3 separate regions of the Homo sapiens genome follow, and regions 2 and 3 are each linked to region 1. Evidence: chromatin loops called from intact Hi-C (ENCODE). Cell type or tissue: PC-3. All regions are shown on one strand. Each heading gives the region's core, and the rest is flanking DNA. Links, peaks and the distances in the headings are about the cores only.

The links. A loop is a pair of places that touch in the nucleus more often than their neighbours do. Peaks named below come from ENCODE experiments on the same cell type or tissue, not always from the same donor. Only the 100,000 strongest peaks of a DNase experiment are listed, where the experiment ranks them.
Region 2: a loop joins it to region 1, with 4 times the contacts of the local background. A loop is called at or near these places in 4 of 110 quality-filtered maps.
Region 3: a loop joins it to region 1, with 4 times the contacts of the local background. A loop is called at or near these places in 4 of 110 quality-filtered maps.

The regions. Positions count from the first base shown.
Region 1 is chr18:45,798,949-45,809,628 of GRCh38, forward strand. It overlaps a transcript of EPG5 not described here. Among named protein-coding and RNA genes, the nearest start is that of SIGLEC15, 21 kb to the right of the region's middle. RefSeq lists an enhancer at 7,272-7,773. In PC-3, for the core only: no CTCF peak of the experiment used is centred there; DNase peaks (open chromatin) are centred at 3,933 and 4,353; H3K4me3 peaks cover 294 bases; H3K27ac peaks cover 3,694 bases.
Region 2 is chr18:45,726,640-45,737,319 of GRCh38, forward strand. It overlaps SLC14A1 (solute carrier family 14 member 1 (Kidd blood group)), which reads left to right. Exons shown (of 10, transcript NM_015865.7): 3 at 3,661-3,832; 4 at 4,376-4,565; 5 at 7,635-7,763; 6 at 9,817-10,009. The coding sequence starts at 3,682. The region is part of intron 6 of LOC105372093 (a long non-coding RNA gene); the gene reads right to left. Among named protein-coding and RNA genes, the nearest start is that of SLC14A1, 7.8 kb to the left of the region's middle. In PC-3, for the core only: no CTCF peak of the experiment used is centred there; a DNase peak (open chromatin) is centred at 4,692; H3K27ac peaks cover 1,143 bases.
Region 3 is chr18:45,745,083-45,755,762 of GRCh38, forward strand. SLC14A1 (solute carrier family 14 member 1 (Kidd blood group)) reads left to right here. Exons shown (of 10, transcript NM_015865.7): 9 at 3,294-3,343; 10 at 4,696-7,438. The coding sequence ends at 4,869. LOC105372093 (a long non-coding RNA gene) reads right to left here. Exons shown (of 10, transcript XR_935423.3): 5 at 2,044-2,195. Among named protein-coding and RNA genes, the nearest start is that of SLC14A1, 26 kb to the left of the region's middle. In PC-3, for the core only: no CTCF peak of the experiment used is centred there; no DNase peak of the experiment used is centred there; H3K27ac peaks cover 1,679 bases.

The DNA.
Region 1 (10,680 bases), core at 1,845-6,844:
TTCTAGTTAGCCATTTGTCTAATTTTTTTTCAAGCGTTTTAACTTCTTTGCCATTGGTTCGAACTTCCTCCTTTAGCTCAGAGTAGTTTGATCTTCTGAAGCCTTCTCCTCTCAACTCGTCAAAGTCATTCTCCATCCAGCTTTGTTCCGTTGCTGGTGAGGAGCTGCGTTCCTTTGGAGGAGGAGAGGCACTCTGATTTTTAGTTTCTGGTTTTTCTGCTCTGTTTTTTTCCCATCTTTGTGGTTTTATCTACCTTTGGTCTTTGATGATGGTGACGTACAGATGGGTTTTTGGTGTGGATGTCCTTTCTGTTTGTTAATTTTCCTTCTAACAGTCAGGACCCTCAGCTGCAGGTCTGTTGGAGTTTGCTGGACGTCCACTCCAGACCCTGTTTGCCTGGGTATCAGCAGCGGTGGCTGCAGAACAGCAGATATTGGAGAACCGCAAATGCTGCTGCCTGATCCTTCCTCTGGAAGTTTTGTCTCAGAGGTGCACCCAGTCATGTGAAGTGTCAGTCCGCCCCTACTGGGGGGTGCCTCCCAGTTAGGCTACTCAGGGGTCAGGGACCCACTTGAGGAGGCAGTCTGCCTGTTCTCAGATCTCAAGCTGCGTGCTGGGAGAACGACTACTCTCTTCAAAGCTGTCAGACAGGGACATTTAAGTCTGCAGAGGTTACTGCTGACTTTTGTTTGTATGTGCCCTGCCCCCAGAGGTGCAGCCTGCAGAGTCAGGCAGGCCTCCTTGAGCTGTGTTGGGCTCCACCCAGTTCGAGTTTCCCGGCCGCTTTGTTCACCTACTCAAGCCTCAGCAATGGCGGGTGACCCTCAGCCAGGCTCACTGCTGCCTTGCAGTTTGATCTCAGACTGCTGTGCTAGCAATGAGCGAGGCTCCGTGGGCATAGGACCCTCCAAGCCATGTGCGGGATATCATCTCCTGGTGTGCCATTTGTTAAGCCCGTTGGAAAAGCACAGTATTAGGGTGGGAGTGACCCGATTTTCCAGGTGCCATCTGTCACCCCTTTCTTTGACTAGGAAAGGGAATTCCCTGACCCCTTGCGCTTCCCAGGTGAGGTGATGCCTCGCCCTGCTTCGGCTCATGCATGGTGTGCTGCACCCACTGTCCACCCACTGTCCAGCACTCCCCAGTGAGATGAACCCGGTACCTCAGTTGGAAATGCAGAAATCACCCGTCTTCTGCATCGCTTACACTGGGAGCTGTAGACTGGAGCTGCTGCTATTCGGCCATCTTGGCTCCACCTCCACAGAGTTTTAATGTCATGGGAAAATTCTATTGACATGGAGTTAAGTTTTTAAAGCAGTATAAATAGGATAGCTGAACGTGTGGTGCATACCTGTAATCTCAGCTACTCAGGAGCCTGAGGCAGGAGGACCCTGGAGTTCAAGACCAGCCTTGGCAACACAGTAAGACCCTCTCTCACAAAAATAAAAAAAAAAATAGTATACACTATTTTATCTCAGGTATAAAAGAAAAAAATAGATGAAAAATACAGTGGGTAGTAACTTCATAGACAGTTTTCATCAACCTCTTTATCATTTTCTCAGATTTCTACAATGGGCATGCAGCACCATGATGGCTGGGGAGGAAAAAACTAAAAATCAAAAAGTCAAAAATTAAAACAAAAGCTGGTTTTATTGATCGATAACTGCACATTTTTGGTTGGAGGTGCCAGCTCTTGACGAATTTGCAGCCCTCTCACTCTCGATATTGGAGCTTCTTCCTCCTGTGCTGTCTTCTCTGCCTGGGGAAATTTGTGTCCCTCAGCTAGGCCACCCAGGGGAATCACATGATGATCCTGAACATTCCATCCCATCAGGCTGTGCACAGGACTGGCTGCATCTGAGATCAAACGATGTTCAAAGAAAGTTCAGACTCCAGCACTCCAGTTAGGGCAAGCCTCTTAAAAGGTGAGCGTCTTGATACCTGTTTGGAAGGAGGGAACACTGGTTGCAGGAAATTCAGGTGAGCATTTTTGAAAGAGGTGGTGTATAGACTCCAAAGCATCTTCCTCCTACTTTCTTAAATTTTTTTGTTTTGTGTGTTTGGGTTTTTGTGTTTTGAATGGGGGGTTGTTTTTCGGTTTTTTTGAGATGGAGTCTCGCTTTGTCACCCAGGCTGGAGTGCAGTGGTACGATCTCAGCTCACTGCAACCTCTGCCTCCTGGGTTCAAGCAGTTCTCCTGCCTTAGCCTCCCAAGTAGCTGGGATTACAGGTGCGTGCTACCACACCTGGCTAATTTTTGTATTTTTAGTAGAGACAAGGTTCACTACGTTGGCCAGGCTGTTCTTGAACTCCTGACCTCAAGTGATCTGCCCACTTCAGCCTCCCAAAGTGCTAGGATTACAGGCGTGAGCCACCACATCCGGCCCTGTGTGTTTGTTTTTTGAGACAGGGTCTCACTATGTTGTCCAGGCTGGTCTCGAACTCCTGAGCTCAAGCAATCCTCCTCCCTTGGCCTTCCCAGTAATTGGCTTTTAAACATTTGATGGAGGGTGCTGGTGAGCAAAACTTGACAGTTATGAAACAGGAAACCAGCAGGAAAAGGACCTGCCCAAACTTGGAGGAGAAGGTAGTGCCAGGGAAGAAGGGATGGCACTGAGCTTAGTGTGCAACCCAGAATTTGTGACAATTGCACAACACACCCTCTTGTCATTCCTGTCAGTTTTATTCATTCCCCTCCCTCCCTTCCATTCCTTTCCCAGTCTTTAATCCCCCTGTTCCTTCCCTTCTCCTACTCCCTTAATCACTTACAGTCCCACTCCCAGGAGGAAGGGGTACAGGAAACTGCATTTCTCCTCCTGAAGGTCACTGTGTGCAGCTGAAGCCACTTAGTCCACAGGAAGGAAGGCCAGCTGGTAGGAGTTCAGATGGCAGTTACAGCCACCAGGGGACAGCTTTGGCATCCACCCCCTTCAGGGCTCTCCTGAGAGGGAGGAGCAGTGCCCACCCTAGGGAGGGCTGAGCTTTATCACACTCTCTGAGGGCTCTCTGGGTCCTGCCTCATCAGCTCTGATGGCGGAAGGGTTGACAGGGGGCAGCAAGGATGGTTTTGTCCTGTGGCACCTCACCCTGCAGTGTCCACTCCCTCCTACCCCCAGCTCTTCCTGCCTTGCCTCCTGTTCCCTGTGATCCTCCCTTGGTGGAGTGCTGATGTGATGGAGTGGCCCTTCCTTGGAGACTCCCCACAACAATCCAAGTCCCCAACACTCTCCAGTCAGGGAAGACTGAAGCTACAACAAGTACTGGCACTGATCTTTATGACTCTGGTTCAGGCTAGGCATGGTGGCTCACGTCTGTAATCCTAGCACTTTGGGAGGCCGAGGCAGGTGGATCATTTGAGGTCAGGAGTTCAAGACCAGCCTGGCCAACATGGCAAAACCCCATCTCTAATAAAATACAAAAATTAGCCGGGCATGATGGCATGCACCTGTTGTCCCAGCTATTCAGGTGGCTGAGGCAGGAGATTCTCCTGAACCTGGGAGGTAGAGATTGCAGTGAGCTGAGACCACACCACTGCACTCCAGCCTGGGCGACAGAGCAAGACTCCATTTCAAAAACAAAAAACAAAAAAAAAAGTCTCTGGTCCTTTCCAGCTACATCCAAACTTCCAACCCCACCCCAGTGCCCAGAGAAGGGAGGAGGTGGGGACTAAGCCCAACAGGGCCCACTTGTGCCCAATACCTTTCCCCACACTGTCCTACTGCCTCTCCTCACCTTCTGCCCCACCCTCACTCTGCATGACTGAATGACTTAATTCAAATTGCATTTATTTGCTCATTTCTAATCACATCCTAGGATCTCATGCTCTCTTGATGGTAAATAAAAGTGAACAGAAAATGTCTTCTAATGACCTGGTAAATCAAGTTTATACCTTTCCCAAATCAGGGTCAATTTGCTCTAAATCTAGTCAAGTCAGAACCCAGCATTAGTAGGTGGCCTGACCACATGGCCCCTTCCCCCAGTCTCTTAAGGCATAGTGAGTCACTCACAGAGGCCAGCTTAGCCCTTCATGAGTCAGTATCTCCTGTTTATGTACAGAGTCATTACTTTCTCTATAGGAAAAAAAGGAGGTGGTGGTGGAGGTGCTTGTCTATAGATGGACTGGGCATTGTAATTTGAAAAGCATTGAGAAAAGTCCCTATCTCCAAAGACATTATCAGCCTTACATAATATCTGAAAACCTATCATTTGAGACATTTCTCAGAGCAATGATCCTTTATAAAATATGGGATGAGGCCAGAAGAGCCATTTTACTATGTGACAGTCAGTACAACTCAGTGGCTAGGAATCAGGATCTGGATCGAGTTCCACTTCTGGTATGGCTGAGTAAACGCTTACTGTACTGAGCTTCCTGCCAATAACAACTATAAACTCAGGGGTTGGGAGAGGACAAAATCTATCTGAAGGCCCTGGAGAGTATACAACAGCAAGCAGGCTCCAGGGGGAAGTTAACACTTGGAAGAAAGGGTTAGTAGGAGGTTATTCTCCTGTTTTTACCACTTTTGGCCTGATGGTCAGCTGCAGTCACTGTCCTGAGGGGCAGCTAAAACTGAGAAGAAACTCACCATCTTTCTGGCCTGAAGAACTGGCAGACAGAGTTTGAGGGCAACCCCAGCTGCTAGAAAGTGAGGGAGAATCCTCAAAGGGAGAGAGCCAGAGAAAGAAAATCCCAAATTCCATGTATAAAGTCTGCCCCAATTTTTGCCTGACCCCCAAACACCCATGTACAGCAGAGATTGTAAGCACCCTATCTAAGGGTGAAAGAACAAAAAGCAGATATGAGGGGCCACTCAGAAAAAAACAGAATTTGCAGTTTGAACCATAACAAGTTAATTTCTCATTAAAATGAAAAATTCAAAACTCTTTGAAAGAATACAACTGAATCCAGTCTCCACAATATGACATTCACAATATCCAGAGTACAATCCAAAATTTCTTGACATATTGAGAGACAGGAAGATGTGATGTATTCTCAAGAGTAAATATAATAGGCAAAAGTCAAGCTCAAGATGACACAGATATTGAAATTAATAGAAATTTATTTTAAAATGGCAATTCTTACTATACTAAATGACATAAGGAAAAATGTGCTTATAATGATTAAAACATAGTTAGTATCATCACCTAAATAGAGACGCCTAAAATTATAATCAAATGGAAATTCTATAACTAAAAAATACAGTATCTAATTTTAAAAAATTAACTGGATGGGGCTTAACATAATTTTTTAAAACAGATGAAAGAGTAGGTGAATCTAAAGAGAGATCAACAGAAAATATCCAATCTGAAAGACAGAGATAAAAATGATAGTACCTAAAGGGTGGTATTGAAAGGTCTAACATACCTACAATTGAACTCCTAGAAGAACAGAGGACATGGGGTAGAAAAAAATTATTTGAATAAATAATGGCCAAAAAGTCCCCAAATTTGGCAAAAGACATAAATTTACAAATCTAAGAAGCTCAGCAAATCCCAATCAAGTTAAATAAAAGAAAAACATGCCTGGGCACATTAGAGTCAAATGAATGGCAAAGTGTCAAAAGCATGCAGAGAAAAACAGCACATTACACAGAGGAGAATAATGAGTCAAATGACTGTTGATTTCTTATATCAGAAGCAATGGAGGCCAACACAGTGAACCAACATTCTCAAAGCACTAAAAGCAATATCTATCAAATATGAAGCAGAATAAAGACTTTCCAAATAAAAGAAAACTAAGAGAATTTATCACTAGCAGACCTTTATTATAAGAAATGCTAAAGAAAGTTCTTTATCTGAAGATAAATGATATCAAATGAAAATATGGATCTTTAGACATGAAGAACATCAAAACTAGCAAATAGAAAAAACTGCTTTTCCAGCCTAATTCCTTTCCAATATATATCACTATTCAAGGCAAAAATTATGACCTTGCATTGTAGGATGCATAATGTATATAAATGTCATATGGTAATCATAACACAAAGGAATGCTGGGGGCAGGTATAAGAGGACCTATACGATTGCAAGGTTTGCATATTTTATGCAAAGTGGGACAATGTAAACTCAAATCAGATTATAAAAAGTTAAGAATGTATATCGTGATTCTTAGAGCGGACATTGGGTAAAAACTACAATAATATATAGAAAAAACATTAATATGTAAATTAAACTGGAATTCTAAAACATGTCCAAATAATAATTTCTAAAAGGCACTAAATGCAATATGGTACCCTAGATTGGCTCCTGAAACAGGAAAAAGGGGTTATTTGTGAAGAAACAAAGAAATCTGAATAAAGTCTGGCACTTAATTAATAGTAGTGTACTAATGTTAGTTTCTTAGTTGTGATGAATGTACTGTGATAATGTAAGATGTTAACTTCAGCAGAAACTGGGTGAGAGGTATACAGGAACTCTCTGTACTATTTTTGCAACTTTTATGTAAATCTAAAATTTAAACAAAATAAAGAGCTTCTGTAAAAAAAAAAAAAAAGACAAGAAAGAAGTAACAGAAGAACAAAAATCAGAGGGGCAAAAAAGAAAACAAATAAAATGGTGTATCAAAATATAATCAGAATAATATTAAATGTTAATAGGCAAAAATTTCCAATTAGCTAAAAAAAAAGAAATAGCAGAGCTTGTTGTAATGGCTTAAAAACAAAAGTAAGATTTAAAGATATGCTGTGAATGGGACCCACTTTGAATATAATTATACAGATAGAGTGAAAGTAAATAGATGCAAAAGTATATGCAATGCCATGCCAGAAAAAGCCAGATCATTCAACACAGAAGTATTACCAAAGATTAGGAGGGATATTTCACAATGATTAAAATGTCATTGGGAAAACATAACAGTCTTGTATGTGCATGTGCCTAACAACAGCACTTTAAAATATATAAAACAAAAATTGATAGAGCTAAAGGAAGAAATAGACAATTCTACAACCATAGATTTTTGTAGAGTTTTGAAGATTTTAGCATCCTTCTCTCAGCATTTGATAGAAAAATTAAGATAAAAATTCAGGAAACATAGATGATCTGAATAATGCTACCAACTACCTTTTTTATTTATAAAATGGAAATAAACTCACTGTTTGAAATTGGTATAAAGATTAAACAAGCAAATAGTTTAGCCCAGTCTGGGCACACTGTAAATCCACTATACTTACTGGTTATTATTAGCGACTTATCTGGGAGGGGAAAATTTATCAGCTCAATAGTATCCCATTGCCAGGGATTAATTTGCCAAATTAGCTAGTTTGGGGGTAGTGAAAAGCAGATACTTCAAGAGCTGAATATAAAGGAAAACTATTTTTACCATAAATTAATATATTCAGATAACAGAAAAATGAAAACAGTGTAAAAGAATATAAAGATAAGGGGATCATGGTGGGCGGGAGGCAGGACTAGATTGCAGTTCTGACTCAGACGCACAGAGCAGCATGTGGAGGCTTGCATCATGAATTTTTGCTCCAGAATGACTGCAGGAATAAATCAGGAAACCTCACAGGACCCACAGACCCTCTGAAGGAAGCAGATTGCCTGGGAGACACAACAAATACTGTGAGTGCCCAAACTGTACAAGTGGGAAAGGGACATTGTCTGCCCCTGAACACACCTCCCCACCCCCACACCCCAACTGGGGAAACTGAAGGTCTAGAATACAGGAGAAGACTAATACAGGAGAAGACTCTGACCTTACCTGAAGCCGAGTCAATTTAGAGAGCCTAGCAAAATACAGGGGCAGAGGAAGCAATGAGGAAAGACTTGTGAGCTCGCTGGGTCCCCTAGCAAACCATTTCTGCCTGGCCTCACGGGATCCTTCAGAAGGGCAGCCAGAGGCACTGGGAAAAGGCCACAGAGAGAAGGACATCTTCAGCTGAACTTTGAAACAATTTGAACTGGTGGAGAACTCTCCTGGTCAGAACTCAGGGGAGGGCATGAATCTGGTGTGCAGACTCCACAGGCAGGGGAAGAAGGAAAGACATACTTGCTACTGCAGCTGGGAGGCAGGTATCGTGCGGCAAGTTCTCAGCCCTGCTCGCCCATTGCCTGGAAACAGACTCAGTGCTATTGGCAGGCGGGGGGCAGGGGGCACAGTGAAAGTGAGACCAGCCCTTCGGATTATGTGGGAGCTGGGTGAGACCTGTAACTGCTGGCTTTCCTGCACTGCTCTGACAACCTGCATGACACAGTAAAGACATCTATAATCCTTGTAGGAACATAGCTCCATTGACCTGGGAGCCTCATCTCCATCCCCCACAGCAGATGCAGCAAGACCTGCCCAAGGAGAGTCTGTGCTTAGACATGCCTAGCCCTGCCCCCACACAATGGTCCTTCCCTATCCACCCTGGTAATTGAAGACAAAGGGCATATACTCTTGGGAGTTCTAGGGCCCTGCCCACCACCTGTTCTTCCCCATACTACTGCAGCTGATGCTCTCTGGAAAGCGCCACCTCCTGGCAGGAGGCCAACCAGCACAAAAATACTACATTAAACCACCAAAGCTAAGAACCCTCACAGAGTCCATTTCACCTCCCTGCCACCTCCACTAGAACAGGTGCTGGTATCCACAGCTGAGAGACCCACAGACGGTTCACATCACAGGACTCTGTGCAGAAAACTCCCAATACCAGACCAGAGCCTGGTAGACTTACTGGGTGGCAAGGTCCTAAAGAGAGAAAACAATCACTACAGCTCGGCTCTCAGGAAGCCACATCCATAGGAAAAGGGAGAGAGTTCTACATCAAGGGAACACCCTGTGGGACAAAAAAAATCTGAACAACAGACTTCAGCCGTAGACCTTCCCTCTGACAGAACCTACCCAAATGAGAAGGAACCAGAAAACCAACTCTGGTAATATGGCAAAACAAGGTTAATACCTCCAAAAGAATCACACTAGCTCATCAGCAATGGATTCAAACCAAGAAGAAATCCCTGATTTACCTGAAAAAGAATTCAGGAGGTTAGTTATTAAGCTAATTAAGGAGGCACTAGAGAAAGGCAAAGCCCAACGTAAGGAAATCAAAAAAATGATACAAGAAGTGAAGGGAGAAATAGTCAATGAAATAGATAACAAAAATAAAAAACAATAGAAACTTCAGGAAACAATGGACACACTTATAGAAATGCAAAATGCTCTGGAAAGTCTCAGCAATAGAATCGAACAAGTAGAAGAAAGAAATTCAGAGCTTGAAGACAAGGTCTTCAAATTAACCCAGTCTAACAAAGACAAAGAAAAAAGATAAGAAAATATGAACAAAGCCTCCAAGCAGTCTGGGATTCTATTAAATGACCAAACCTAGAATAATCAGTGTTCCTGAGGAAGAACAGACATTTGAAAGTTTGGAAAACCTATTTGGGGGAATAATCAAGGAAAACTTCCCCAGACTTGCTAGAGATCTAGACATCCAAATACAAGAAACACAAAAAACACCTGGGAAATTCATCACAAAAAGATCATACCTATGCACGTTGTCAACAGGTTATGTAAAGTTAAGACAAAGGAAAGAATCTTAAGAGCTGTGAGATAAAGGCACTAGGTAACCTATAAAGGAAAACCTATCAGATTAACAGCAGATTTCTCAGTGGAAATCCTACACGCTAGAAGGGATTGGGGGCCTATCTTCAGCCTCCTCAAACAAAACAATTATCAACCAACAATTTTGTATCCAGTGAAACCAAGCTTCATATACAAAGAAAAGATAGTCTTTTTCAAACAAATACTGAGAGAATTTGCCATTACCAAGCCACCACTACAAGAACTGCTAAAAGAAGTTCTAAACCTTGAAACAAATCTTGGAAACACATCAAAACATATTTTGATATTTAAAGCATAAATATCACAGGACCTATAAAACAAAAATACAATTAAAAAATAAAAACAAAAAAACAAGGTATACAGGCAACAAATAGCCGATGAATGGAATGCTACCTGATATGTCAATACTAACATTGAGTGTAAATGGCCTAAATATTCCACTTAAAAGACACAGAATTGCAGAGTAGATAAGAATTCACCAACCACTATCTGCTGCCTTCAGGAGGCTCACCTAACACATAAGGACTCACATAAACTTAAGGTAAAGGGGTGGAAAAAGACATTTCATGCAAATTGACACCAAAAGTGAGCAGGAGTAGCTATTCAAACAAACTTTAAAGTGACAGCAGTTTAAAAAGACAGAAGGACATTATTTAATGATAAAAGGCCTTGTCCAACAGGAAAATATCACAATCCTAAATATATATGCATCTAACACTGGAGCTCCCAAATTTATAAAACAATTACTAGACCTAAAAAGTGAGATAGACAGCAACACAATAATAGTGGGGGACTTCAATACTACACTAACAGGATTAGAGAGGTCATCAAGGCAGAAAGGCAACAAAAAAAATTGAATTAAACTATACCCTAGAACAAATGGAATTAACAGATATATACAGAACATTCCATCTAACAACTGCAGACTATACATTCTATTCAACAGCACATGGAACCTTCTCCAAGATAGACCATATGATAGGCCACAAAATGAGCCTCAATAAAGTTAAGAAAATGGAAATCATATCAAGCACTCTCTCAGACCACAGTGGAATAAAACTGGAAATCAACTCCAAAAGGAACCTTCAAAACCATGCAAATACATGGAAATTAAATAACCTGTTCCTGAATGATCATTGGGT
Region 2 (10,680 bases), core at 2,723-7,722, 71 kb before region 1:
AAAATAAATTAAAATAAACACAGCTGGATGTGGTGGCACAGGAAAAAAAAATACCATTTAGGAGTCTCTTAAAGGCAGCTTGTGAATGCTTACAAAGCGTGGCTAGTATCTTATTACAGAAAACAGAGCCCACATCATGCATCCTTCTTCTCACATTTCATAAACAAGGCCAAGGGAAACTGCTGTGGGGCAACCTGTTGCTTTGGTGTTGGTCCCCAAGATGCAGCCCTCACAATCTGCCCCCAAACGTGTCAGAACATGAACCCCCTCCTCCCCCTCTGGAAGAAGCAACCTCAGATCCAACAGCAGAGACACGCAGCAGAACAAAATCTGGGCATTGGTCCCTGTGTAGGATGGCTTCCCGTTATTTTTTTTTTAAGCAAAGTAAATGAACATCAAATTTCCATAGTCAGCTGCTGTCTTTCTGCCCACTGAGAGCTCTTTGGTGAAGGCAAAGTCCTCCTTCTTCATTAGCGGTCTCCCATGTGGGGCCACATCTTCCCTCACCAGGAACCCAGTGGGCGCGCTCCAGCCCCCCTCAGCTTGCCTTTTGCGTGGTCATTAGAGCTAGGGCACACGTCATGCTGATTCACATATTTTTGCCCTTTGTCATGTATTGAGAAAAAGTAAGGATGAATGGACGGTCTTTGATTGGCGGCGCTGGTGACGCCCGTCATGGTCCTGTTTGGAAGGACCCTTTTGGAACTAAAGCTGGTGACGCAGCGCGCAGAGGCATCGCCCGGCTAAGCTTGGCCCTGGCAGATGGGTCGCAGGAACAGGTATGCTTCCTTCGTGCAGCCTCTGGCTCGGGGAACCTGGGAGCCTGCTCCAAACTCTGGTGTATCTTTTCCGGGCAGAGCCTGGGAAGTGGGGGTTGGCTGTGAGCTAAGCCAAAGGCACAGGGATCTTGGTCCAAAAAGCCCCATGGCGCTCACCTTGGTTTAGAGGCTAGACCATTGAGCTGAGAAGTTTTGACAGCCATGGAAAAGCTGGGGATAAGTCACCTGGGGTTTTACGTTTACCCTGTGTCTATTTTATTAGAGTGCCTTTTACTTATTGTCCCTTCTTCTTAGTTGAAATTAATGGCCTGCTTCACTGGGGCTAAGATGTTTGAACATTAGCAGAAGGTCCTGGCTGCATAGCCTTGCCTTGTCTTCCCAGTTAGGATGTAAGGACTCTTAAAGTTCCCTAAGAAATGCAAATATTTTAGCATGGCAAAATTCTAGGCCAACTACAACTGTAAGTTTCGTATTTCTCCTAAGTGGTTCTCATGCCTGACTTCTGGAGCAAGGAGTCAGGTCTCCCAGGGGCTCTAGAAGGGTTCAGCTGTTCAGAATAAATGGTTCCTGGGGACTCTAAAATAGCAGCAACTGTCTGCCCAGGTCATGAGAAGACCCCTCTCTGCAGGACATCCTAGCCCTACAACCCATCCCAATTATGTTGAAATTAGATTCACAAATGGCAATAAGTCTTCTATATGTTGGGCTGTCGATTTGGAGAAAACTAGTTTAATCTTTACTTAACTTTGGGTGGCTCAACAGGAGACTCGGGCCGCTCAGGCTCTCAATCACGTCTGGCCAGTTCTATTATCAGGTTTCGAATCTGTATCTCCAAAATCTCTGAGGTGATGGGATATTTCAAGCCCTCTAAAATAAATAAATATATGCTGGGAATTTTGAGAACATGAATTTGTTTATTCTGAAATGGTCCATGTTCCTGCTTTGGGAGTTGATGGAAAATGCCACTTGAGTGTTTTCATTTGATGCTGCCACCTTAGGGTTTTATAGATTCAGTTCCAGAAACTCAAGGCATTTATCTCTTTGGGCTGCTTGTCCTTGCCTGAGCTGAAGCCTGATGCCTCCCATAAGTTGGTATGGCTTTGAAAATGGGTCACTACAGCAGAGGCATGGGCTTATCAAGCAATATGTTCAGCTATGAAATTTGAAGAGGGAGATAATCTGAAAATAAATGACAGCCACCACTTAGATTATGAAATAGAAGTACTTTTTCATAAGTGCTTAATTATTCATACGGTTTTTTATCTTTAACTATGGAGCCAACTCAGCTCCATATGGACTTAATTTTGGTTCCTGACCTCCAAGATTCATTGCAAGTCACACAGATGTTGGTATCTAACATTGTTTTACCGAGATAAAATGACCTTGGTCTGGAATGCATTGTATAAAAAGCTGCTTTTTTGTGTAAAGATTAATAGTTTGGCATTGTTTAAAAAGCAGAATGGTTAGTTGGGCAGTGAGGTAATACAATTGAAATGTAATTGCTACCAATAAATCAGTTACCCATATTGATTTCTTTACTGGGATTAATAGAAGCCAAAGCTAGAGTTCAACTTTTTTTAATAGGTATAACTTAGTATCTGTTCATTGCTATTTGTTAGCTATGGTAAATGGAACAATGATGGGGCCAGAAATATCCATGAGGACCATTTGATCACAGCCTGGCAACACAGAGAAGACAGGCTGGTTTCTCTATGTGGGCTTTCAGTGTTTCTTTGGTAGTGTCTTATGTGGCTGTGGCTTCAACATTCCACAATTATGCCTTCCAGGGTCTGATGATTTTGGCGTTTCCCTGCTTCCCAATTGACCTGGCTGTGCTGTTGGCTGTTCTTGCACACTCAAGGTGGTTTTGCCATTGGCTTCCTCCCTCAGCCTGCCTCTGGGATTATGCCACTGCTATTCTTTTTTATCTACCATCAGCACAATGAAATCATCATTTTTGTCTTCAAGGTACCAAATTCTGGTGATATTGGTGCTTTCTTGCAGCTACTTATCATGAGAAGTGAATGGTCTCATAGTGAACACAGTCATGGTTATAGTGTTCATACGTTCCAGAGACATGTTTCCTATAATTATGCCCTGCACATTTTTCTATCATACAATCCTTAGATTACAGCTCTTTGGTTTTCAACAGCTTTGTCCAATTCCATCTTTCCCAGTTTCTCTACCTTGATGAAATATCCTTCTTGCCTGGTTTTACATATTTAAATAACAAATTCCAAAAGTAAAGAGTATCTGAGGCAGTCACATGACATAAGGACAAATTCAAGCCATCTTGGACTTGCAGAGGGTGGGGAGACCGTGTCAACACACACAATTTTAAAAATTTCTTCCCTTTCAATCTTTTAAAAACAAAACTTTTTATAAAATAAAAATGTAATTTAAAAAGGCTACCTGTCTTGGCAAGTAGCTGATCAGCCTGCATTGGTGAGCAGGCCATTCCATAACCTGGTTTCTTGCTCCTTAATTGACAGCATGGAGCTAACGTACTTAATTTCAGCTCTTTCTACGTGATTTGACTCATTCTGTTAACATTAACTGTTTTTCAGTCTTCTCAACTAGACTGAACTCCTTAAGTGCAAGAAATACACGCTTAGTAAATGTTTGTTGGACCAGACACTGCACCTTATGAAATTAAAGACCAGAACATTCTCATGGTAGCATTACAGACACTGATGGCAAAGGTACTGTGGGATTTGGGTTTGGCTAATAAGCTCTGTGGTGGTGTTTCAGAAGGAAAATGGTGCTCTCTTAGTTCTATGGAACATAGTGGTCCAGATCTTCTACTGTAACCAGGCCCAAAGCTGGCTAATCTGGAGGGCTCTGCCTTAGGGATACTTATAAGCTCTGTCCTTCCCTCAAGGAGCCAGAGGAAGAGATAGCCATGGAGGACAGCCCCACTATGGTTAGAGTGGACAGCCCCACTATGGTTAGGGGTGAAAACCAGGTTTCGCCATGTCAAGGGAGAAGGTGCTTCCCCAAAGCTCTTGGCTATGTCACCGGTGACATGAAAGAACTTGCCAACCAGCTTAAAGGTATTTATCCTTTCACATTTTGGAGAGACAGGAGAAGTAGCTTTGGGGGAAATGGTTTCCTGGTACTTCTACTTATACCTTTAGTTATATTCTCCAACTTTTTATAGATCTCTTTACTCACCATTTTTCTACTTTTATCTTTTAACCTGCAAACCTCTCCATTTTTTTTTCTTATGGAGACAGTAGCCAGGGCCCAGCTCATATTAGAAGGCACCTGGCTTCATCCTGTAGTTTCAGTACTTAAAACTTAAATTTATTCCTTTGGCTTCAGAATTTGTACCTATAAGCATGAAAATAAGTGCATTAGATGCTTTCAGGAGCTTAGATTCTAGGAGGGGCAGTGTGGGTTGAGCATACAGTAGATAGAGGCTTTCAGGGATCTGGGTGCCACTAATGCAACAATGGGTTGAGAGAGAAATATTAAAGAAATATCAAAAATGTTTCACTTCCAGGAGGTTTTGCTGATTTTGCTCAGGGTGGGCCTGTGGTTGAAGAGTATCACTTGGCAGCTTCCTTAGCTCTGCTTTACCTCATCCCTTCCAGACAAACCCGTGGTGCTCCAGTTCATTGACTGGATTCTCCGGGGCATATCCCAAGTGGTGTTCGTCAACAACCCCGTCAGTGGAATCCTGATTCTGGTAGGACTTCTTGTTCAGAACCCCTGGTGGGCTCTCACTGGCTGGCTGGGAACAGTGGTCTCCACTCTGATGGCCCTCTTGCTCAGCCAGGACAGGTAGGTGTACCCTTTCAAGCCTTCTCAGCTCCCTTCTGAGACACAGGGGCTGACCAGTTACTGTGGGCAACAGTGATAAAACCACATCCTTCCCAGGATAAACAACATTTAGTCCACAGAACTGTTTATATTTGTTTTTAGTCAGAGGTCAGGGAATCAGTTACAGTCTCTTGCTCTTGATATCTGAATAAATGGCTGGTCTAAATGATGCCAGATTCTTGTGGCATTACGTGCTAACCAGAACTAAGCTACAAGTATTTCCCTGGAGAGGTTCTGAAGGGATCTTCTTTAATGATTGATAAAATTATTTGTCGTCAGCATTCTATTTGGGAAAAAGTGCATATGAATTCAGAAAAAGTTTTAGTGGCTTAATAACCCCCGTTATATCTTGTTGCTATGATGAGTTTAGGAAACTCATTCTTCATAGACAGTGCAAAGGTCAGCTCAGCTCCTGGAGAAAAGAATAACCATGAATTCCAATTGAGTGGATTCTGACTTAAGAAGCCTTAGTGAGTCTTCTGATATATTGATTAGATTAAAAATAGCACACACTTTATAAATTGATCTGTCATTGAAGAAGTGATGAGCTGACTCTCACCAGGGCAGTAGATAGCTCCCCACTAGCCAGTTCCTTTAGGGAGGGAACCAGTATTCCAGGTGTCTGAGATCAACGCATAATCCCAATCCCCAGTGTGGTCATTACACAACTAAGCTCTTGTAACACTGGCTGCAAATTGCCTAAAGAGGTCCGTGGGGAGAGAGTTAGCAAATGCTCCACTTTTCTATCAATTTCAAGGAGTCTGATTTGCTCCCTGTAGAAGGGGATTTTATAGCTTAGGTTAAACTCTATTCCAATGCATGCCAAGAAAAGGTCTCCTCAGTTTGGGGATGGAGTCTATAATTGTGCCATACTGAATATTCCTTTATGATTTTGCTCTGATGAAACATGATCAACTCATTTTTTGTCAGATATTATTTAGAAGACAAGTCATTTATATGTGTTAGTTTCAAATGTTTTACTTTCCTTGGTCTGAAAAGACTGCATTAAAATGGAAATTCTCTGTTTTAAGTAAATATATGTCTTCCTGTGGCTTTAACTATGGCATTCCACAATTTGTAGATGTTGCCATTAATTTTCCACTGATCAAACTCAAGCATTAACATCTCCAAGTCAGTTGTTGAGAGGACAAGTCTGCATGGCTCTCTACTGTCATGTGTAGTCCCAGTCTCTGAGTTGTACCTTTGCAAATTGTATCACCTCCCATTTGCCCTCAAGGATTATTTAAGGGAAACAAAGAACTTTTGAATAGGGAACCCCACATTTAATGTTCATCTGGATTAATGTACGTGACATCATCTTGCCTGTTGCAATGGTGCCTCCTGGCCCAGTTAGAAACAAGCCAAGAAGCAGCTGTCACACTATCCCTTACCAGCCCCTGCAGTGTGGCTCACTGGCTATAGCACCTCCTGCTCGAGCCCAGCATTAGGCCTCACCTACTCACTTCACCATCTTTACTCCCCCATCCCCCTACAGACATCATCCTTGAGTGACAGGCCCTTGGGAAGTGGATCCTGTGCCTTTCACGGTGCCAGACGTTGCCAACTCTCAGAGCTGTGGGAATCCTGCCTTGTCAGGTCAATCAATCTAGGTGCCCATCAATGGTGGATTATATAAAGAATATGTGGTGCATATACAACACGAACTACTACATAGCCATAAAAAGGATTGAAATCAAGTCCTTTGCAGCAGCATGGATGTATCTGGAGACCAATATCCTAAGTGAATTAATGTAGTAACAGAAAATCAAATACCACACGTTTTCACTTACAATTAGGAGCTAAACACTGGGTAAACACGGACATGGAAATAGTAGACAACTGGGACTCCAAAAGAGGAGAGGAAGGGAAACAAGTGTTGAAAACCTACCTATCAGGTACTTTGTTCACTATTTGGGTGACGAGTTCAATAGAAGCCCAAACCTCAGTCAGCATCATGCAATACATCTATGTAACAAACCTGCACATGTACCCCCTCAATCTAAAGAAGGAGAAGAAGACGGGGAAGAAATGAGATTGAATACTAAGCAAAAAGTAACCTCAGAAAGAACTGGGTGCTCAACATGCACATAATTAAATGGGATACTTCTCCAAGTAAGAGAAAAGCAATTGTTCTTCTTTGCAATAACTTTGAAATGTGCGTTTGGAGACAACAAAATAGAAGCATCAGGACACAAAAATGTATACTAACCTGGAAGATTAATGTTGATAAGATCAAAGACACTGTGAAAGTGAATTTACATTTCAGGAATCTTATATCTCTCACCAAGAAATCAAACTTAAGCAACAGTTTCATATGCTAAAAGCGCTCTTCAAGTCAGAGGCTCTTGATTTAAAAGAATAACTTTCCAAAGGAAAGGCTAAAAGAAAACAGAGCAGATTGCCTTACTAAACTCCCCTTTCCTCTCAGCCACTGTAGACCTGTCTTTAGCCGTGACACCTGTAGAGGGAGTCATTCTCTATCAGGGGTCCCCAACCCCTGCACTGGAGACAGGTACCTGTCTGTGGCCTGTTGGGAACTGGGCCGCACAGCAGGAGGTGAGCGGTGGGCGAGTGAGCATTTCCACCTGAGCTCCGCCTCCTGTCAGATCAGCAGAAGCATTAGCTTCTCATAAGAGTGCGAACCCCATTATGAACTGGGCATGTGAGGGATCTAGGTTGCTTGCTCCTTATGAGAATCTAATGCCTGATAATCTGAGGTGGAACAGTTTCATCCCGAAATCATCCCCCATTCCCCATCCATGGAAAATTGTCTTCCATGAAACCTGTCCCTGGGGCCAAAAAGGCTGGGGACCACTGATCTAAATGCACATTTATATTTTTATCTATGTATATTTCACTTCATGTCTTTATTAGTTTTTGTACGATGCTTACGTAGACTTTGAAATACATTTCCAAATATAATCTCATTTTTTAATATGAATATGATCTGGAAGTTACTAGTGTTATTTATGTGCAAGTGCAACCAAAGCTCACCCAGGAAATGTCCGTGCTGTGTCTCTTGCCCCACAGGTCATTAATAGCATCTGGGCTCTATGGCTACAATGCCACCCTGGTGGGAGTACTCATGGCTGTCTTTTCGGACAAGGGAGACTATTTCTGGTGGCTGTTACTCCCTGTATGTGCTATGTCCATGACTTGGTAAGTTACAATTGGTTTTCAAAATGCCTTTTTGAAAAAAAAAACATGGCAGAAGGAGGGAATGGGAGTTGTTATATGGCAGAGTTTCAGTTTTGCAAGATGAAATATGTTCTCTGAATGTATAGTGGTGATGGTTGTACAACAATGTGATTGTCCTTAATGTCATTGAGCTGCACACTTAAAAATGGTTAGCCGGGTGCGGTGGTTCTTGTTTGTAGTCCAAACTATTCAGAAGGCTGAGGGGGAAGGATCACTTGAGCCCAGGAGTTAGGGGCTGCAGTGAGCTATGATTGCGTCACCGCACTCCAGTTCTCCGAACCTCCTTGCTTGGGCTAAGTGAGGAGGAGGAGGAGGAGGAGAAGGATGGAAAGGAGGAGGAGTAGCAGGAGGAGCAGGAGGGCAAGGAGAAGGAGGAAGAGGAGCAGGAGGAGGACAAACAGTTAAAATGGTAAATTTAAAATTGGATTCCAGTAGATTCTGTCTATTGGAAACAGAAACAACCATTTTAAAAGATGTATATTTCCTTACAACCAGTTATTTGGCCTTTTGTCTGATCTGGCTACACATCCACTAATACCTCTCAACCAGAGGTGGCTGCACATTGACACTTCCATGGGGAAGGGAAACAGTGCTGCAATGAAGATACGAGTGCAGGTGTCTTTTTGGTAGAAACACACTGATGCACGTGGCCCCCACATACACTTGACTCCTCCCTCCCAAGACTCTACTGTCATTGGTCTGCGGTAGCGCCTGGGCTTTGGGAGTTTCTAAAGCTTCCCAGATGACTCTAAAGTATAGCCAAAGTTGAGACCCACTTCCTCCATCATTGCCTCTCAAACTTGAGCAATATGAGAATCACCTGCAGGGTTTGTTACACCACAGGCATCTGCTCCCCGGCCCCAGGGTTTCTGATGCAGTCTATCTGGGGTGGGGCCCGAGAATTTGCGTTTCTAACGCATTCCCACATGATGCTGGGAGAACCACTGTGCCTACGTGAATTCCCCCTTACCCACCTGCCCCCCAGGTCTCCCTTAGAAAAAATTTTTTTGCTGAATTCCTTTTTTTTCAAACCCAAATCCTTCAAACTAGTTTTTATGTTGACAATGTCTTACATCCTTTTTCTGGAAACAAAGATTTCCTTCTTTCTATATTGTAGTTAAATATAAAATACTAATATGCACATAAATAAGCACAGCCTGCTGTGGGCAGTGTCTGCAGAAGGGATGCCCACCCTTACTGTACCCACGGGTGTGTGGACGAGGACCTACCTGTAGAGCTAAACTCTTCAGGAAGTAATTTGGGCCCTGCTCTGAAGAATAGGTTCGTGGGAAGGAGGCCTAGCCTGTAAGTGCTCACCACGCTCCCTTCCACAATCCAGGAAAATGGGAGTTCTGGTCTTTAAGTGATGGCTCTTTGATTGGGCCAACAAGTGAGAGCCTATGAGGGACCTCGGGACCATGCAGCCCAGCCCCACAGTTTATGGGCTCTGAGGCTAAGGAGATGCGCCTTGCCTAGGTCATGCAATTTATCAACAGCTCAAGGACACACACTCTGCCCCACCAACTGTGATATCATTTTCCTCCAGCTCACACTACCTGCATCCTTGAACGATTGTTTCTCTTTTCCAAAAATAGGTATATTAAAGAAATAATATCTGCCAAATCAGAATCAGGGTTGCCTCTAGTGGGGAGGGAGGGACATAAGAGCAAGTGGAGGGACAAAGGGGACTTTAACTATGTAGATAATATTTTATTTTGTATGTCATAAGTACTTCAAAAATATTTTTAAAATCTCAATATATAGCTCACTCTGAGCAACCCCAGAGTAGAATTTTTCAAAAGCCAAATAAGCTGAGAGTTGATTTTTTACTTTATGTAATATTTACTGCCTCTATAATAGGATTTATCCCAAGTTTTCTTTCTGTGGCAAATGTGCCAACACAACACGTAAGGGGCCTGTTGGCAGGTGAAACAAAGCCCCTCCAGAGTATAGCGATTCCGTGTGTCAGCCTGCTTTGTCACATGCACATTCTTTTGCTCTGTTCTTTTTTTAGCCCAATTTTCTCAAGTGCATTGAATTCCATGCTCAGCAAATGGGACCTCCCCGTCTTCACCCTCCCTTTCAACATGGCGTTGTCAATGTACCTTTCAGCCACAGGACATTACAATCCATTCTTTCCAGCCAAACTGGTCATACCTATAACTACAGCTCCAAATATCTCCTGGTCTGACCTCAGTGCCCTGGAGGTAAGAGACACTGGCTTCTCACATTCGCCCTGGCTCTGCAAGATACGCAATGGCCTCCTGGTCAACTGTCCACGGGTGTCAGAGTCTCCTAGATGCTCAGGACTATGGTGGCCTTTCTGCCTTCATCTTGCCATTTAAAGCATTTGTTCTACTCCAGAGCATTAGGGTCTAAGGGATTTTTTAAAATTACTATTTAGTCAAGCTGATTTTTCTGCCTTTTCCCCTAAACATCTACAGTGCTAACCCCAGAGTACAGTTCCACTGGGAGTCACTCTATCGTAAGCTTGGGGGTGGGGGTGATGGGAGCCAGCCCTTAAGGCATGTGGCCTCCAGCCTGGTTTTAAATCTTCCATAGTCTACTCCCTCCAATCAAAAAACTGGATGCTTACTCTTAGAGCTTCTGACAGAACCTCTCTATTCTGCTTTTCCTTATGGCATAGCTCATAGAACATCTACAATAATTTAGGGTTCCCAAGCTTTGGTAGGCATCAGAATCACCTGGGGAGCTTTAAATACCCAAACAGGCTTCATCTCAGACCCTCTAAATCACAATCTCTAAGGGTGGGGCCTGGAACCTGTTTTAACAAACTCCCCAAATTGTGATGCGGGCCAGAGTTTGAGAACCACTGTATCAAGGGGTGAATCCTATGTATCTCTTTAAAGATGGCTAT
Region 3 (10,680 bases), core at 3,652-8,651, 52 kb before region 1:
AAATACAAAAATTAGCTGGGCGTGGTAGCACGCGCCTATAGTCCCAGCTACTCAGGAGGCTGAGGCAGGAGAACCACTTGAACTCGGAAGGCAGAGCTGCAGTGAGCTGAGATCATGCCACTGCACTCCAGCCTGGGTGACAGAGAGAGACTCTGTCTCAAAGAAAAAATTATCGACTGTAGGTTGTTCAGTTTGTTGTCCTTCTTTTATGGTATTTGCTCTCCTGGGATGTCCCCTTTCCTTGTCCTGGGAGCTCACGTTTCCCTCGGGATACCAGCTGTTTGGGTGAGTCTCTGGGCAGAGATGGAAGCCCAGGTTGGAGCTGCATTTTTCCTGGTGCATCTAAGGAAAAAGGGGTCCCCTGCCACAGGGTGTAGAACCTCCATTGCTCAAGGCTGTGGAGATGGTGACTGTGTAGACATTTTATATGATAAGTGCCCTTTTGCTGGGGGAAGTTCAGATTGCTTCTAGTTTGAAATCATTACAAAGAGTCCTGAAATGAATATTTTTGGTACAAATGTCCTTGTGTACTTTGTACAAGCATTTCTGTAAGAAAGAAGATTCACCTTCTTTTCAAGAAGCTAAATTGATGGGTTAAAGGGAATGCCAATTTTGATTTCAGTGGATGCCAACTTCATCTCCAAAAGAGCCATACCAGTTTCCACTGCTGCCAGCAGTGTGTGAGAGTGCCCACTGGGCCCCCACAAGGTACAATCAGACTTTTAAATCTCTGTGCATGGATTTTTGAGACAGATCTCCAGCCCCCCTTGGAAAGCAAATCTCACATGTAAAATGCCACAGCAAGTTTCAGCTTGTCCACATCACCCTGATACTGCCAAACAAAAGACCAACCCTCTTAGCCAACATAAATAAGTGACAGACATTTATTACAGAGCTGTTTTTTTATCAGTCCCCAGTGGCTTTATCAGGAAGTGGACTCAGGAAACTCTGACAGAACCTGGCACTGCTGTCTTTCTGGCCTCTAAGCCAGAGCAACTGCGTGGCCAGAGAACATCTCAATGTTGTTGTTTTACCAGTGGAGAGTGTAAACATATTGTGTATCTCTTCCCAATGGTTGGGTTATCGCAGTGGGACTCACCTGTGGCAGTCCATTGGAAGGGACACTATCCAGGAGGAGCTGAAATCCAGTTTCCCCTTCAGTACTCAAGGGCCTTTTCTTCCCTCAGCTACCAAGAATGCTGTCAGGGTCATTGCCTACAAACTGATGATGCTGTGCAGAATTGCGCCTCTACTGTAAGGCTTTCCCGGTCCTACTTGGCGAGTCTTAATTGACATACCTACCATTAAATAATCTATCACTTGTACTATGGAGAGAAAAGCAACTTTGAATTGGAGATCACTTCACAGCAGCATAACAGTATGAGACGTAAACGTGCCAAAAGTGAGCCTTAGAAGTGTAATGGATATTTTAAAAAGAGAGAAAGCAACAAGGCCTCATGTGCTCAGGGGTGGTGTTGTGGTAGAGGGGGCACTCAAGAGATCAGGGACAGAGGGCCCCAGTGCTTGGCAGAGGGCCAATGAATAGTTGTTAAATTAATTGATTAAATTTCAACAATGAATGAAATTGGTGTAACCAAGGAGAGAAACCCTTCTAAGCCAAGCCATGAGCACCCTTCTGCTCAGAGCAGTAGCTCAGTCCCATGGTGAAAGAGATGCATTTACAGCTGTGTTTATGGAAATACAAGCTCTCATTTGAGATTCTTCACCTCCCAGTAAGGCAGATCTTCAAGGTGCCTTTTTACAGATGATGAAACTAGATTCCAAGACAGTGATTTGTTATACAACAAATAAAATGGCAGAGCTGGGATTTGAAACCAGTACTGTTTCCAAAGACCAGCCTTTCCCACTAGTGTGAGACAATTCATACGTGAAAGAATTTGATATACTATTGAATAAGAAACACCAGGATAAAAAGACAAAATATTGGTAAAAGGACAGAAGTCTATGGTAAAGTAAATGAGGATCACAGAGCCTCTCCCACCATGTCTGCCACATCCCCACACACCAAGATAGCTGACGTACCAGACATGAAGACGAGATGGTGAGTGTGTCTCACGGTGAGCTCCGGTGGCCCAAGTGGCTGTGTGGCCATTATATGAAGGTCATTCTTCAGGCTGTCCCCATGAAACCTGAGGGCTTCCCTGAGCCTCTGTGAGCCTTCTCTTCAACCAAAACTGAGGAATAGATAATTAGCTGGTTGAGATCTTTGCTTTTGTTGTTTTACACTGAAAGTCACCCATATACTCGAATTACTGATTCTACAATTTTTTGGCCACTCAAAGCAAATAAAAACATAAGACGTTGGCTGGGCGCGGTGGCTCATGCCTGTAATCCCAGCACTTTGGGAGGCCGAGACGGGCAGATGACAAGGTCAGGAGATTGAGACCATCCTGGTTAACATGGTGAAACCCCGTCTCTACTAACAATACAAAAAAAAAAAAATTAGCTGGGCGTAGTGGTGGGCACCTGTAGTCCCAGCTACTCGGGAGGCTGAGGCAGGAGAATGGCGTGAACCCAGGAGGCGGAGCTTGCAGTGAGCAGAGATCACGCCAGTGCCCTCCAGCCTGGGCGACTGAGTGAGACTCCATCTCCAAAAAAAATAAAAAATAAAAAAAAAGACGTTTATTCATTGATTTTAATGGTATTGGAGAAGATGTTATCAAGGGGAGGAATCTCAAGTTTGTGTTCAGTTCCTGCTGTTCTCTGAGTTCTTTCCTTCTTATTTTGTAAACATGGTTTTGTTTTGGTTTTTAGTACACAGGCTGCCAAAGCAAGCACTATGATTTTTTGTAGCTGTGAATTCAATTCATTAATATGAGAATCCTAGATGCTATCTCAAGAAACATTCATAGGTTTCATTTTAATTCAGCTATGCTTGGATAAAACATCAGAGAAATTTATTTGCCATGGAAGGCCTTTCCCTTAAGTATTAGCAATAACAACAAAATAGTAACCATAAAAAAACTACCTTTATTGAGCACTTACTGTGTGCTAAACACATGCATTATTTCCTTTCATCCTCACACCAACACCATGAAAAATATATTCCTCTTACTTCCATTGTACAGGTGAGGAAATGGAGGCTTAAAACAGAGCCCATGGAGCTCCTAAGTGATGGAGCCAGGATTTGAACCCAGGACTGCTGACTTTAGGCTCATGCTTGTAATCAGGGCACTGTGCATTCCAGGTGATTTATATTGGAAGGCAGCCTTTCCTGTGATTAAAAGTGCATCTACGAAGCATTGTTCTTTCCCTCCTTTTTTTTTCTGTAGCCCTGTTCACGGCCTATCTTGGAGTCGGCATGGCAAACTTTATGGCTGAGGTGAGTTTGCTTTAGTCTCACTTTTCATTAGCGTAATTGACCAGCTTACAACTATATGGGAAATGCTCCTGAAGTCCACTGGGCTGGCATCCAGTGGCAGGATCCATGACCATGAGAAGCACTGCTCTCCCTTCTCCTGGAGCTCCCTGGCCTTTCTTTCAGCATCACAGCAAACTTTAGTCCAAACCACAATCACCCAGTTGTTACAAGTATCAGATTGCTTGGTTTAAAAAAAAATGAAACGTAGGTTGTATAACATATTATCAAGTTCAGAGTCTAACTCTAAGTGATAAGAAGTAGACTTTAGGATATCTTTTACTTAAACAGAAAGCCAGATATTCCATTGCAGGTGATGCAGGGCCGGTTTCTGATAGCTTAGTCCATGTTGATGTGGTCATGGCTGCTAAGGAGTCAAGGCAGTATCTAGCCCTTTTGGCAGCAGCATGGAGATTTTATCTGGGAGGGTCCTTAAGGAGACACAGTGTCTTTCTGGTGGAAAGCCAAAGTCCCATTACACACATGCATGATGGAGAGTACATCAGAGCACATGGGGCCCTTCACATGTCAACAAAGAAGATTCACAGGCATCAGTCCCAGGACCCAAATGGGCAAGCTGCACACCAGAGTCAGCTAGGAAGACAGAAAAATATGGAGCCTTAGGCCCTGTCCTTTGGTATTTCTGATAGAGTAGGTCTTGTATGATGCTTGAACATCTGTGTTTTTTTTTAACTCCCCCAGATGATTCTGATGTGCAGTCAGATTAGGGTACCCCTACACTCCATCACACCCCAGGGAGGTCCATGCATCAGGTCAGAGCTAACCAATGGTGTATGCTCAGAATTGTGTGAGTTTCCATGAGCAGCACAAAGAGGACCTACCCTCAAGGAACTTAGAGTCTATTTGGGAGACAGAATGGAAAGAAACAAAGCAAGTCAAGTCTAAGATCTAGACCAGGCAGAAGTCAAGGTCAGAGAGGTCACTGTGGGCTGGACTAATCAGAGAAGGCCTTGTGGACATGAAGACTGGTCAGGGGCCATTTGCAGTTTGCAAGTGTCATCTCTGTCAAATGTTCTCTTGGCACATCTGGTGCAGGAAGTCTGAATATATGAGAGGGAGAGAAAGACATACAAGATAGAGACATAAGTGGCTGCCCTAAAGAATGGATGTCAACATTCCAACAACTCAATGCCCTGAGATTGTAAATTCAGTCTCCACGAGCATGCACAGAATCCAGAGCAATGCCCCCAGTGGTTCATCCCCCTGGGCTGAATGCAAGTAGAGGGGGATGCCTTGTGCAGCTCAGCTGTCAGATGGGATCTGAAAGGAGCGTGTGGCTTTCTCTTCTTCCCCAGGTTGGATTGCCAGCTTGTACCTGGCCCTTCTGTTTGGCCACGCTATTGTTCCTCATCATGACCACAAAAAATTCCAACATCTACAAGATGCCCCTCAGTAAAGTTACTTATCCTGAAGAAAACCGCATCTTCTACCTGCAAGCCAAGAAAAGAATGGTGGAAAGCCCTTTGTGAGAACAAGCCCCATTTGCAGCCATGGTCACGAGTCATTTCTGCCTGACTGCTCCAGCTAACTTCCAGGGTCTCAGCAAACTGCTGTTTTTCACGAGTATCAACTTTCATACTGACGCGTCTGTAATCTGTTCTTATGCTCATTTTGTATTTTCCTTTCAACTCCAGGAATATCCTTGAGCATATGAGAGTCACATCCAGGTGATGTGCTCTGGTATGGAATTTGAAACCCCAATGGGGCCTTGGCACTAAGACTGGAATGTATATAAAGTCAAAGTGCTCCAACAGAAGGAGGAAGTGAAAACAAACTATTAGTATTTATTGATATTCTTGGTGTTTAGCTGGCTCGATGATGTTAACAGTATTAAAAATTAAACCCCATAAACCAACTAAGCCTTATGGAATTCACAGTCACAAAATCGAAGTTAATCCAGAATTCTGTGATAAGCAGCTTGGCTTTTTTTTTAAATCAATGCAAGTTACACATTATAGCCAGAATCTGTATCACAGAGGTGCAAGCTGACAGCAGAGCTCAGTCCCCACTTCCTGCAAACAATGGCCTGCACCCTATCCCTTGTGTGTGTGACATTCTCTCATGGGACAATGTTGGGGTTTTTCAGACTGACAGGACTGCAAGAGGGAGAAAGGAATTTTGTCAATCAAAATTATTCTGTATTGCAACTTTTCTCAGAGATTGCAAAGGATTTTTTAGGTAGAGATTATTTTTCCTTATGAAAAATGATCTGTTTTAAATGAGATAAAATAGGAGAAGTTCCTGGCTTAACCTGTTCTTACATATTAAAGAAAAGTTACTTACTGTATTTATGAAATACTCAGCTTAGGCATTTTTACTTTAACCCCTAAATTGATTTTGTAAATGCCACAAATGCATAGAATTGTTACCAACCTCCAAAGGGCTCTTTAAAATCATATTTTTTATTCATTTGAGGATGTCTTATAAAGACTGAAGGCAAAGGTCAGATTGCTTACGGGTGTTATTTTTATAAGTTGTTGAATTCCTTAATTTAAAAAAGCTCATTATTTTTTGCACACTCACAATATTCTCTCTCAGAAATCAATGGCATTTGAACCACCAAAAAGAAATAAAGGGCTGAGTGCGGTGGCTCACGCCTGTAATCCCAGCACTTTGGGGAGCCCAGGCGGGCAGATTGCTTGAACCCAGGAGTTCAAGACCAGCCTGGGCAGCATGGTGAAACCCTGTATCTACAAAAAATACAAAAATTAGCCAGGCATGGTGGTGGGTGCCTGTAGTTCCAGCTACTTGGGAGGCTGAGGTGGGAAAATGACTTGAGCCCAGGAGGAGGAGGCTGCAGTGAGCTAAGATTGCACCACTGCACTCCAACCTGGGCGACAAGAGTGAAACTGTGTCTCTCAAAAAAAAAAAAAAACAAACAAAAACAAAAACAAAACAAAACAAAACAAAACAAAACAGGTAAGGATTCCCCTGTTTTCCTCTCTTTAATTTTAAAGTTATCAGTTCCGTAAAGTCTCTGTAACCAAACATACTGAAGACAGCAACAGAAGTCACGTTCAGGGACTGGCTCACACCTGTAATCCCAGCACTTTGGGAGATGGAGGTAAAAGGATCTCTTGAGCCCAGGAGTTCAAGACCAGCTTGGGCAACATAGCAAGACTCCATCTCTTAAAAAATAAAAATAGTAACATTAGCCAGGTGTAGCAGCACACATCTGCAGCAGCTACTCAGGAGGCTGAGGTGGAAAGATCGCTTGTGCACAGAAGTTCGAGGCTGCAGTGAGCTATATGATCATGTCACTGCACTCCAGCCTGTGTGACCGAGCAAGACCCTATCTCAAAAAAATTAATTAATTAATTAATTAATTAATTTAAAAAGGAAGTCATGTTCATTTACTTTCCACTTCAGTGTGTATCGTGTAGTATTTTGGAGGTTGGAAAGTGAAACGTAGGAATCCTGAAGATTTTTTCCACTTCTAGTTTGCAGTGCTCAGTGCACAATATACATTTTGCTGAATGAATAAACAGAAATAGGGAAGTAAACCTACAAATATTTTAGGGAGAAGCTCACTTCTTCCTTTTCTCAGGAAACCAAGCAAGCAAACATATCGTTCCAATTTTAAAACCCAGTGACCAAAGCCTTTGGAACTATGAATTTGCAACTGTCATAGGTTTATGGATATTGCTGTGGAGAAGCTCAATTTTCAGTGTTTGAACTGAACCCTTTCTTGTTAGGGAACGTGTGAAAGAAGAATTGTGGGGAAAAAAAAGCAAGCATAACCAAAGATCATCAGCAGTGAAGAATCTAGGCTGTGGCTGAGAGAACCAGAGGCCTCTAAAATGGACCCGAGTCGATCTTCAGAACAGGGATCTACCATGCAGGAGCTTCTTGTGCTCACACAAATCTGTAAATGGGAACATTGTACATTGTCGAATTTAAATGATATTAATTTTCTCAAGCTATTTTTGTTACTATTTTCCTAAAATTGAATATTTGCAGGGAGCACTTATACTTTTTCCTAATGTCTGTATAACAAATTTCTATGCAAGTACATGAATAAATTATGCTCACAGCTCAGTTTTGTATAATGTGCCATTTATAGCCATCATGTATATGAACAATCACAGGCATAAGTAGGTATCGCTTATGTTGCACGTGCTAGAATCCTTATTCCTTTCTTACACTTGGTAATAGCACCAGATGTATAGTTGAGTAAACCCTTTTCAATTTCAGATTGGCAGGCCCATCCCCTTGGGTATCCTCTCAACTATCCATTATTCTTTCAACTCCTGGATGAGAATGAATAACTGAGGACAGTTGTTCAGGACATGCTCCTAACACTTTGAGATCAATATCCCAAGAGCCACTTCTATGCATTCCCAGACAGGCCCTGGGCACCACCATCAGGGCTGACCCTGGGCCACAGCATGCCTCAGGGGTCAGCTCTCTAGGACCAGCCACTTGTCAGAATGTTATCCCCTGAGGCTGAAGCCACAGCCATGCTTGTCTCTTCCACAGAAGCACTTCTCTTCCACACCCTTTCACCACAGTTGGCAGATTTGAAAGAAAATATGGTAAGATGAGAAATTTACTTCAACAAGTTTGAATGATAAGTTTCAAAGCAGCCCTAAAAGGAAACTAAAGAAGCCATAGTGGGGTCTCCCTATTGAAGTGCCCTCTGTCATAACAAAACTTCTCCTACCTATGGTTTCAAGGTAAATTCAAATAAATTCTCCAGAGGGATCTGGGCATTCTATGTCTTCTTTTATCTGGGGTAGAAACGACAGGTTGTGAGGCTCTTATGCTAAGGACACTCTATACCTTTAGGAGCTAAAGGGGCCAACTTGCCTGTTACCCATGATACAGGATTAGCACGGAATATGTCAAGATCAAAGCTAAGTTTTACAAGAAACCAGGAATTTCTAAGGAGGCTTCTTATTAACAATTTTGCAAGAATATTTTTGTGGTTAGTAAACATAAGATAAGATTTCAGGCACAGGACTGTTTTCAGCCTTTCTCCTTATGTAACTAGTTCCTTCCAAAAGGCTTCACTCTTTAGTTTCATCTTCTTCTTTAATCTGCATTGACAACTCCCAGACCATTAGGAGGGCTTATAGCTTCAAGGCTGTAGAGTGCCACTGGCTAAAGCAATCAGCAATGCAGATCCTGAAGGAATTTAAGGCTTAATAAATGAATATAGTAAATAATAGACTTTTAAAGAATGAAATATAAGTATAGCTGCTTTCACAGCTCTTAAACTATAAAGTAGATGCAGTAAATCAGATCAGACATGTGCAAAGTCACCTAAAAGAGAAAATTGCTCCCAGGACTGACCTAATCTTATTTAATATTAACCTGGTAGGTGTGAACATATCTAAAGCAAGCTTAGGTCCACCTGATGGGGTAGCAAGTCAACCACTGAGGCTCAGGAAGAGGAAAACCTAGGAAGGGGGTCTTCAATATTGGAACTTGGGGTGGGACAGGTGTCAAGGGTGAGCTCTGTGGCGGAAATGGCACTGGGGTATTATGGTTTAGTAAACTGAACTATATAGACCAAGCAACTAATGCTCCTTGTCCAATCCTGTACTCACAAGCTATTTGGCTTCCTATGTAGACTTGTCTTACAGGGTAAAAACACATGTGTCCACACTGAGGAAGGGAGGTTTAGGCAGAGATCTAAGGAATAGGCAGGAGGTGGAGGAAGGTGGAGTGTGGAGGGAACAGTACCCTTGGCAAAGGGAAACTTGTGGATAAAGGCCTTGAAACAAGGAGATTGGTGCTTTCAAGGAGTGAGAAGATTGCTGTGGCTGGATTATGGTGAATGAAAGGGTGCTGGAGTGAATTCAGCAAGCCAACTGGGAGGCCATTGCAGTAGTGCAGGAGAGAAGTGATGGTGGCTTGGACTTCAGTGGTGATGGAGAGACGTTCATGGATATGAGAGACAGGAGGCAGAATCACCAGAACTCTGTGATGAGTTGATTTGCAGGGTGAGGGAGGGGGAGGTGTCAAGGATGGCTTCCTGATTTGTAGCTTGGGCTACAAGGTGAATGGTGGTGCCACACCATCGATGGAGCACTGAAGGATCACTTCTCCTCTCATGCTGCACACTCTTCCTCGCCAATCCCATCCTTCTCATGCTTCAATCCAGAGCTTATCTTCAACTCCCTACAGGGACTGTTCCAAAAGCACTTCCTCAAACTCAACATATCCAGGACAAAACTCATCTTCTTCAACTATTCTTCTCTCCCTCCCATGTTGACTCATGGAGAAAGGTAGCACCTTCCACCCGAATGGGAAAGCCAGAAACAGGATGCCATCCTTGACCTCATTCTCTCACCTCCAGGAAATAGTTAGCCAAGGGCTGAGGGTTCCACCTCCTTGATAGCCCCCATTCATCCATTTATTGAATGACTGTTTACTACATAACAGGAACTGTGACTACAATAGTGAACCAGACGGCCATAGTCTCTTCCCTCACAAAAACTTTATGAGGTGAACTGACAAGTAAAGGAGTAATATAATATAGTGCAGTGATGATAATGAGTAAGAGACAACCAGTTAACAAGTTTGAGGGAAGAGTATGCCAGTGACCTCTTTCTTCTAAAAAACGAAGACAGTAATATATCATTAAGTACCAGGCATCCATAACAGTTAGGATGCCTTTGCCTGCAAGTAACAAAATACCTGACAGAAAGTGGTTAAAACAACAGGAATTTCATTCCTAAAAGTAGGAAGTTCCAGATTTTGTGCTCAATGATGTCACCAAGGGGTGCAATTTCTTTCCATCTTCCTCATCATTCTCAGCATCCTCAGAAGGCTCCACTTTCATCCTAGAGCTTGTAGCCTCATTGTTACAACATGGCTGCCCTGGTTACAAACATCACAACCACATCAAGAAGAAGGGGGGCAAATAGAGTTGCAAGAGGGCCATTCTCTCATGTTTCTCTTCTTTATCAGGGAGGGAAGTCTTTCTTAGAAGCTCCTCTAAAATAATTTCACTTGTGTCTTTTTGGCAGAACTGGGTTGTATGGCCATTCATGGCTGCCTAAAAAATCTGAGAAAGTAGGCATCTGGTATGTAGCTTCTCTTGTAACAGGTGAACTCTGCCATATTGGAGCAAAAGCAAGAGGAATGGCAATTGGACAGGCAGCCAACATGGCTGCTACAGTGGTATATAGTACCACCATATAGCATGTAGTTCCTATGTGCCCACACAAGAGAGAGACATAGTGATAGGTTAGACTGTCTATTGTGAGATTCACAAAGGGGTTTGGAACAGAAATCTAGACCAAGACCTTTTACACAAGAGATTCTTTGTG